Linked DNA regions of Homo sapiens: regions 1 and 2 are each linked to region 3. Evidence: chromatin contacts called from ENCODE Hi-C data. All regions are on one chromosome and are shown on one strand. The core of a region is the stretch at or near the end of the contact, and the rest is flanking DNA. Distances in the headings are between cores, read along the strand shown.

Region 1 (2,700 bases), core at 107-2,606, 2.0 Mb after region 3:
TGGCATCAGGTCTCACTTTCTCTTAAGAGCACAGACCTGTTTCCAAAAGCTAAGTCTTTTTTTTACTGATTATTTTCAGTGAGGCCCTCTTTGTTAATTTGGGAAAGTATTGAACAGCAGGATCTAAGGGGACTGGAAGTGTCTCTTTCTCTAACCCCTAAGTGGGAGGGAGTCTTCCACTCCAGTGAGAAAGGATGGTTGAACACTTGTGATGGAGGCTGCGAGGGGCATGCATGGAAAAATATGCTTCTCTGTGCAAGATATTAGTTTTCTTTTTTAACAGATTAAGTAATAGTAATAGCAACAGCTTACCAAAAGCTTACTATATAACTAGTATTTACACAAATGCTCCCTTAGCCCGCATGACAATTCTAAGAAAACAGAACCCAAATTGGAGATGGACTGAGATTCAGACAAGTTAAACAAATAGTCAAGGTCACAAAGACGTTAAGTGAGAGACCCAGGTTTGCAACGATTACACTCCAAAAGCCATGCTCTTAATAATGCAAGGGAAAGGAGCTCACTGCACACCAAGAGGCTTAAAGGGAAGAAGAGAAGCGAGGGTCTCTCTGTGGACATCACGAGGGGAGAGGGAGAAAGGTTGATTTCTGATACCATAAAGTAAAATTTCAAGGTCTTCCTCTCCGTATCTTGGGGTACAGGCGAAAAATAAAGGAGGAAGGTAAGTCTCTTTCTTACTGGGAAGAAAGATCCCCTCTGTCACTTTCAGGCAAGTTGGGTCTCACTCTTCACCTGGGTGACGCTGACCAAAGTTGGGGGAAAGGTCTCATTTAGGGGTTATCTTTTACTCCTCCTCAGGATAAGTTCAGAATCCCCCTCGAACCCTGGGAGTGGGTCTCCCTCTGCTGACCAACGGATGAGCGCTAAGAAAGAGCGTACGCCTCCGATAAGGGGCGTCGTCCTCTCCGAGGAGATAAGTTGGGGGATCCCTGTTGTATCGAGGTTGAAGAGGAGTCTCTCTCCCGCGTCGGAGCCATGACTCGGAGAAGCCGCTTTTCTCTAGCGACGCGGGGCCTGGTCTCCTCCCTCTCCCTGGGTCGTTCCGCCGCCCACAGGGCAGCCTTGGTTCCTTTCCGCGCCCCGAGAGGGCGGGGGGCCTGGACTCCCCTTTAGCAGCACCACCCGGCGGAGGGTCCCTTTAGGGCGGAGTGGGGCGGGGCGGCTACGCCCGAAGCCTTCCAGTCCCGGCCTCTTACCCTGAGACCTCCTCCGCGGCCCGCGCTTGCCCAGCCAGCTCAGCCCCTGCAGCTGCAGCCCCGTCGTCGCCAGGTCTACCTGAGCCTACGGAGCCGACAGAGGCCGGGGGCGCTCCGGCCGCCGCCACCTCTTCGTCTCTATGGTCCCCCTGCACTTCCTCATCCGGGGCCCGAGCCAGCCATGCGGACTCGCCCAAATCCCGCCCCCGCACCGCGCGCGCGCACTCCAAGGGAAGGCTCTTCCTGATTCTGACCTCCCGCCCTCTGCTAGCCCCAGCCTCCCTCAACCCCGCCCCTGCGGCTCAAACTCTTAAAGGGAAACACAACTTTTGGTTCTGCTCCTGCTGAGCCACAGGACCCAGTGCCGGCCTTCGCTGCTGTCACCCTGTTCCAGTCCACCGTTTTTCTAGTCTGGACGGCTACAATTCTAAGGGCCTGCCTGCTTCCACTCTGGCAGCCCGAGAGATCTTATTCTACTGGAAAGAGTGTTTTGGGTCATGACACTCCTCTGCTTCTTCTAATCACACTGACCACTAAATAAATGGCACCTCTGCCTCCAGTTGGTTACAGAACCTTGTTTTATTTTCTTCATAGCTTTAACACTAGCTGAAATTTCTATGTCTCATCTCTTTATTGACTTGTTTATCATTTATCTTCCTCCACCTTGTCTGTTTTGTTCATCACTTAATGCTCAGCACCAAGAGCAGTGTCCGGCACAAAACTAGACGCTCAATGGACATTTGAAGGAAGGAAGAAATGTTTATCCAGTGGAAGAATTGAGGTCCAGATAATGAAATCGACTTGCCCCAAATAATACGGCTTTGTGTTAAAAAATAGAAATCGACCAGGCGCGGTGTCTCACGCCTGTAATCCAGCACTTTGGGAGGCGAAAGCGGGAGAAGCACTTCAGCCCAGAAGTTTGAGACCAGCCTGGGCAACATAGTGAGACATCGTTTCTGCCAAAAAACAAACAGCTGGGTCTGGTGATGTGTGCCTGTAATCCCAGCTACTCTGGAGGCTGAGGCAGGAAGATCACTTGAGGCTGGAAGGTTGAGGCTGCAGTGAGCAGTGATAGTGCCACTGCACTCCAGCCTGGATGACACAGCAAGACTCTTTCTCAAAACAAAACAAAAATTGCTCAGGTGTTGATGCACCTGTGCTCCTAGCTACTGGGGAGCCTGAAGCAGGAGGATCGTTTGAGCCCAGGAGTTTGAAGCTGCATTGAGCTATGATGGTGCCCCCACTGCACTCCAGCCTGGGCAACAAAACAAGACACTGTCTCAAAAAAAAAAAAAAAAAAAAAAATTGAATGCTTCAAAGTTTCGTTTCTTTCTTTCTTTTTTTTTTTTTTGAGACGGGGCCACGTTCTGACACCAGGCTGGAGTGCAGTGGTAGGATCTCGGCTCACTGCAACCTCTGCCTCCCAGGTTCAAGAGATTCTCCAGCCTCAGCCTCCTGAGTAGCTGGGATTACAGGCGCATGC
Region 2 (2,700 bases), core at 46-2,545, 1.6 Mb after region 3:
CCCGCAAGAGCACGTCGCAGAAGCGCCCGCCGTTTTTGCGCTGCTGGTTCAGGTTGTGCAGCATCTCCGTGCTGTGTCTGCTCACCTGGTATGTGTAGCAGCCAGACGGGCCGCACGAAGCGTCGTTCACCCGCTCCATGGCCGCCGCCCCCTCCCACTAGCCCGGCCGCTGCACCTGCCCGCCCCCTCCCTTCCCCTCAGCAGCGAGAAGCGGGGCGCAGCAGACGTGTCCACACTCCCCACACGTGCCGGCCCGAGGCTCTGTAGTCTCGCAGGTGCGCCGAGTGTACACGCCCCCAGCCCGGATCAGACTGTCTAGACTGCGGGGTGCACCACCCCCCACATAGCCAACCCCCGCCCTCGCTGGACTGCGCGCCACTCTCTCCTCTCCGCCCGCCCGCCTCCCCTTCCCGGTCTACCTTCCGGGGGGGTGCGCGAGCGAAGAGGTGCGCCCCTCCTGCAAACGCGCCTGCCACCTCCCCTCCCGCCCGCCAGGCGGCGCCGGCGCGCAGCCAAGAAGGGCACGCGCACGCGGGGAGGAGAAGGAGGGGTCCGCCGCGCAGGCGCGCGCGCGCGCCGCGGCTTTTCCCGGGCCCGCTGGGGGCGCGCGCTGCGTCCCCTGCAAAGCGCGAGCCGGGGCGGGGGCGCCGGAGCGGAGGAAACAAAAGGCGAAGGCGAAGGCGGCGGCGGCGGGGCGCGCACGGGGGCGGTGGCGCGGGCCGGGTCCCGGAGCCTGGAGGGCGGTGGCGGCGGCGGCGGCGGCTGGAGCGGGCGGGCGGCGGCGGCGGCAGAGTAGGCCCTTCCTCAGGCCGGGAGAAGGCGGCGGCGGAGCGGCGGCTGTGCGGCCCCGGGCTCCGTGTGTTCGGAGCGGAGGAAAGATGGCAGCGGCTGCACTTCCTCTTGCACTTTCACCCCTGGGGGGAGGAGAAGGAGGGGGCGATACCAACAACACCCCCCCTCTCGCTTGCAGAAAAAAAAGAAACGGCGAGCTCAGAGTGGGGGCCCCGGCGTCCCCGGCCTTGCACGTGCGCGCCCGGATGCCTAGCCCGGGCCGCCTGGCGCTGCAAACTTTACACTTTCTTTGTGCCGAGCGCCCCCCCCTCACCAAGACGAGGATGCACGTCCCCCCTTCCCTATTTATACACCCCCCCCCCGCAGTCCGCTCCCCCCGCTTCCTGCCCCCCCTCCCCATTCCCCAGATCCGCCAATGCTAGAGCAGCCTGAGCCCCCGTCCGGCCCCCGCCTCCCCACCCCGCCCGCGGGGCCGGGGGCTGCAGTCTCAGCCCCCCCGGACCAATGCAAACGAAGCGCCGAGCCAGCAAACCAGCTCCCACTGCCCCTCCCCTGCCCGCTGAGAGTGGCGGCTAGCAGGGTGGGGGGGCAGGAACTGAGGGGTGCGGATCCGGGCCCCCCAGCCTGCGAAGCGCACTCGCAGGTCGAGCGGGCGTCGTCCACCCTTCGGAGCCCCGCTTTCATGCGTGAAATTCCCAGAAGTCGCCTGCGACCGCCTCCCTGCTTCAAACACCAGAGAGGGCCCGGGGTCCTGGCCGGAGACAGGCCGAACCTCCGGAGCTGCTTCTGCACCCGGTACATTGATCGATCTGATGGGCTGCGCGCCCGGAAGAGCTGGAGAGATGAAGCCAGCGTCCAGCTTCTCCCCCAAACCACAGCACGCCGAGCTTTGTCCCCGGGGAGCGTGAAGTCACCAGCTCCGGGAGGCGACAATATGAGGGCGATGGACGGGGCAGGGACCCCCGGAAGCCCCAGCAATCCTCAGGGAAGTGGGGGTGCCGGAGGAGTCGGGGACACCCTCAGGCCTCTCCAAGCCCGGAGCATCCCCAGCGCCCGCAGCCCTGTGAGACGCCGGGTGCTCTGGTAATGGGCCCTGCCGCCAGGCCTCGGCGCTTTGTCCCCGGCCCGCCCGGGGATGCTACCACGCTAGAGTTGTACACCAAGGTTTGTCTTCCCAGGAAGCGCTGGCGGCTGCCTTTGGGCCGCCTGGCGCGGAGCCCCAGGCTGCAGGCGCCGCGTGTGCGGGCGGGAAGTTCCCACAGTTGCAAAGAGGCAGCGAAGTATGTGTTCCAAACTTTCCACGGTTCCAAACTGAGCGCTTCCATTAAGAGAAGCGGTGTGCGGGGGAAAAGCATTCTGGGTATTAGCATGCAAATGAACGGGCCCGGCTTCCAACTCCGCTCGGGATTCCCACCGCTGCGCGCCGAGCTCGCGCCCAGCCACGCGCGCCCTGAGGCTTCCGGGCGTTGCCCTGGCGGATGATCCGAGTTCAAAATCGAGACCTCTGCCTTCTGGTTTCGTGTCCTGGTGCTTAGTCACTTGGCCTCCCTGAGATTCAGTTAAACTGTTTCTTAACCTGTGCACAGGGACAGCAGCACCTGTCCTGCACACCTCCGCTCTAGGGCATAGTACATGCCAAACTCCTGTTGGAGAGAATGAATTAGAGGCATGAAGAAAGTTCCCTGGACACGAAGCCAGGAGATCTGTGTTCTAAGCCCAGACTCACTGTCACCTTAGGCTAGTGCCTCCCTCTCTGAGCCACAGCTTTCTTGGGCGGATTTTGGGAACTGGCACGTTTTATTTTTGAGAGAGCTGCTGGGAACATCCACAGAGAAAGAGAAAGGGGCCGGGCGCGGTGGCTCACGCCTGTTATCCCAGCACTTTGGGAGGCTGAGGCGGGCGGATCAC
Region 3 (2,700 bases), core at 149-2,648:
ATTAAATCTTGTCGCATTTCTCCTGAAAACCCTTCAATGGCCTCCTAGTGCAACTAGAAAAAGACAAGACTCCTTGGCCAGACGCGGTGGCTCACGCACCTTGGGGGGCGAGGCAGGAAGATTGCTTGAGCCCAGGAGTTGGAGACCAGCCTGGGCAACACAGTGAGACCCTGTCTCTAAAAACAAAAACCAAAGAAAACAAGACTCCGTAAGGTGGGTTCCAAGGCCAGACATGAGCTGACCGGAGTCAACCTCTTCACAGTCCACTCTACTTCTTTCCCTCAAACATCCCAGGACTGTAGCTGCCTCAAGGCCTTTGCACCAACGTTTTCCTGTTCAACTCTACTATTCATTCAGGTCTCTAGTCAAGTGTCACCCCCCAGAGCAGCTACCCAGGGTGCAATGTCACCACCACTGCCTCTCCAGTCAACCAAAGCACTATCTGTTTGCTGTACTGCATCTCCCCACCCGCCCACTCCGTAGATTGAGCGCTCTGTGAGAGCAAGGACTTTGTTCACTGCTGGGTCCCCAGAGCAGGGACCAGAACAGGCGCTGGGAAAACATCTGTTGAATGCCCCAGGTACTCCAAAGCCCTTGCTCTTTTCAATCCCAAGCAGGTTCCAAGTCTCCAGCCTTCCAAACCAGGGTTGCCCGGTGCGAAGCCCAGGGGTGAGAGGAACAGGAAGCAGGGCAGATCCGTCCCTGCCCTTAATCCAGGGTGAAGGGTTTAACCTCCAGGACAAGACTTTTGCCGCAGGCTCCAGCTCCTGGCCTAGACTTGGGGCTGGTGCAGGGGACAAGGCGAAGAGTTGAGCCAGGGTCTCGGGAACCCAGCTGCCCTCGCCCCTCTATCCACACCCTATCCCAAGAAATGGTGCGTCCCGCCGCAGGGCGTACGCACAGAGAAGGAAGTGTTCAAGTCTTCCAGTGCGGAGAAAAGAGACTAGGACTCGCCCCTCGACGTCTCGCGGAAGGTACCTGGCTCCCCGGTGGCTGCAGCTCCGGGCTCCTCCTCCTGCGTCCTCGCGTCGCGTACTGCTTGCTGGGATTCGTAGTCTCGCCTTGGCCATCAGTTCGCCCTTCCCAGAGAGCTTTGGGAATCTAAGCCGGGACTGGGCGGAGGGCGGGGAGAAGGTGATGGCGCGCGAGGGCTTCTGGGAGTTGTAGTTTGACATATTCTAACAGCCAGGAATTCTGGAGAAGAAAAATTGGGTAATAAATCTTATCAGATTATCTGGGCTGTCCTGATATGAACCTTTTGAGTTTTTTTCCTCATTCCCAGGATAGGAATACCTCTGTGGTTCAAAACACGAAGGCTGAGATTCAGAGGAACTACAAATCCCATAAAGTGTTGCACGTCTAGGGCCTTTGGGGAACGAGGTCGGCCCCAGCGCAGGCGCGGTGGCGCGAGTTGGACTGTGAAGAAACATGGCGGCCGCGACGTTGACTTCGAAATTGTACTCCCTGCTGTTCCGCAGGACCTCCACCTTCGCCCTCACCATCATCGTGGGCGTCATGTTCTTCGAGCGCGCCTTCGATCAAGGCGCGGACGCTATCTACGACCACATCAACGAGGGGGTGAGGGCCTGTGCCATCCCTGACCTTGGACCCGCCTGAGGGGTGACAGTGGAGTAGAGGTGGGATGGGACTCAGTATACTTTTACCAGGAAGGGGGTAAGGGGTAAACCGTCGGCGTCTTCTGTCTCGAGTCCGCCGTCTGTCCCCTTGGCTTGATGTGAATTCTAAAACGTTAAGCGAGGTTAATATATTTCATTTTGCAGGGGTTGTAAGTATTGCTGTGTGCCACCCTACATACCCACTTGCCCATTATCAGAAGCAAAAACTAAAGGCTAGTGAGAGCAAAGGACTTACTAGCTGCACAGGAAGCCAGGGGCAAGTCAGGGCCAGAAACGGGACCCCTGTCTCTCAGAGTTTCAAGGGCAGATTTGAGCAGGCGACGGTCGTGAAAAGGACGTTAGACACCTTAGACGCCGTGGCTGAAGTTTCAGACGGCGCTTCTGGTCCCCAAGGCTTCCCACGTAGACAGTTGGTATTAATGGTTGAGAGTGGGGGCTATGAAATCAGAAAGCCTTGGATAGGAACACTGGTCCTTGTCACTTAACTGTGGCATTAAGTTGAGCAAGTTTCTTCTCTGAACTCCGTTTTAACTGTGAGATGGAGATATTAATAGTAACCTGAGCACGATTGTGAGGATTACATGAGATGCAGGCAGGGTGCCACATGCCTGGTAGGTGGTACCACTGAAAAATAATCATTGCTTACATTCCTCAGGAGAAAGTGGAAGCATGAGGTAGGAATCGCAACACATTTTTGACTTTTATGTATCATGCACTGTGCTAGGTGCAGTGCATGCTTTATATCGCTAAATTATGACTGTGCTGGAGTAGGCCTTATACATATAGCCCTGTTCCACCACTCACTTGTGTTTTTAATTTGAGACTGTCTGACTCTGCAGCCCGGGAAGGCACTGTCCACTAGTGCTATGCTGCCTGTGACCAGTGCAACTTCCTGCCCCATATGAAAGCATTGCTACTGTCCCATCTCTTGCAAGTGGTTCTGTTAACCACTCCCATTGATCTGGAGAGACATCCAAGTATGTTGTTATAACTCACCCATTTTCCTTGTGCTTTTTTTTGTTTTGTTTTGTTTTTTTGAGACAGGATCTCACTCTGTCGCCCA

What was found. Hi-C counts contacts between places; a loop is a spot of excess contacts on that map. Pooled maps may share reads with other maps.
Region 1: a loop to region 3 is called in a map of CD4-positive, alpha-beta T cell, with 10 times the contacts of the local background. The contact joins the promoter of PRR14L here to the promoter of UQCR10 in region 3. A Hi-C loop is called at or near these places in 3 of 168 maps with a recorded cell type or tissue (CD4-positive, alpha-beta T cell, CD8-positive, alpha-beta T cell and naive thymus-derived CD4-positive, alpha-beta T cell), 1 of 37 single-sample maps with no recorded cell type and 14 of 50 pooled maps.
Region 2: a pooled map shows a loop between it and region 3 (23-fold over the local background). The contact joins the promoter of LINC01521 here to the promoter of UQCR10 in region 3. A Hi-C loop is called at or near these places in 6 of 50 pooled maps.

What each region holds. Positions count from the first base shown.
Region 1 is chr22:31,748,776-31,751,475 of GRCh38, forward strand. It overlaps PRR14L (proline rich 14 like), which reads right to left and starts at 1,357. Exons shown (of 9, transcript NM_173566.3): 1 at 1,218-1,357. RefSeq lists enhancers at 367-999, 1,239-1,798, 1,288-1,582.
Region 2 is chr22:31,345,464-31,348,163 of GRCh38, forward strand. It overlaps LINC01521 (long intergenic non-protein coding RNA 1521), which reads left to right and starts at 1,296. Exons shown (of 1, transcript NR_120386.1): 1 at 1,296-2,700. PATZ1 (POZ/BTB and AT hook containing zinc finger 1) reads right to left here and starts at 883. Exons shown (of 5, transcript NM_014323.3): 1 at 1-883. The coding sequence starts at 139. RefSeq lists silencers at 259-678, 1,049-1,118, 1,169-1,388.
Region 3 is chr22:29,765,971-29,768,670 of GRCh38, forward strand. UQCR10 (ubiquinol-cytochrome c reductase, complex III subunit X) reads left to right here and starts at 1,399. Exons shown (of 2, transcript NM_013387.4): 1 at 1,399-1,578. The coding sequence starts at 1,429. ZMAT5 (zinc finger matrin-type 5) reads right to left here and starts at 1,037. Exons shown (of 6, transcript NM_001003692.2): 1 at 902-1,037. RefSeq lists enhancers at 272-921, 891-1,120, 922-1,571, 1,481-1,530.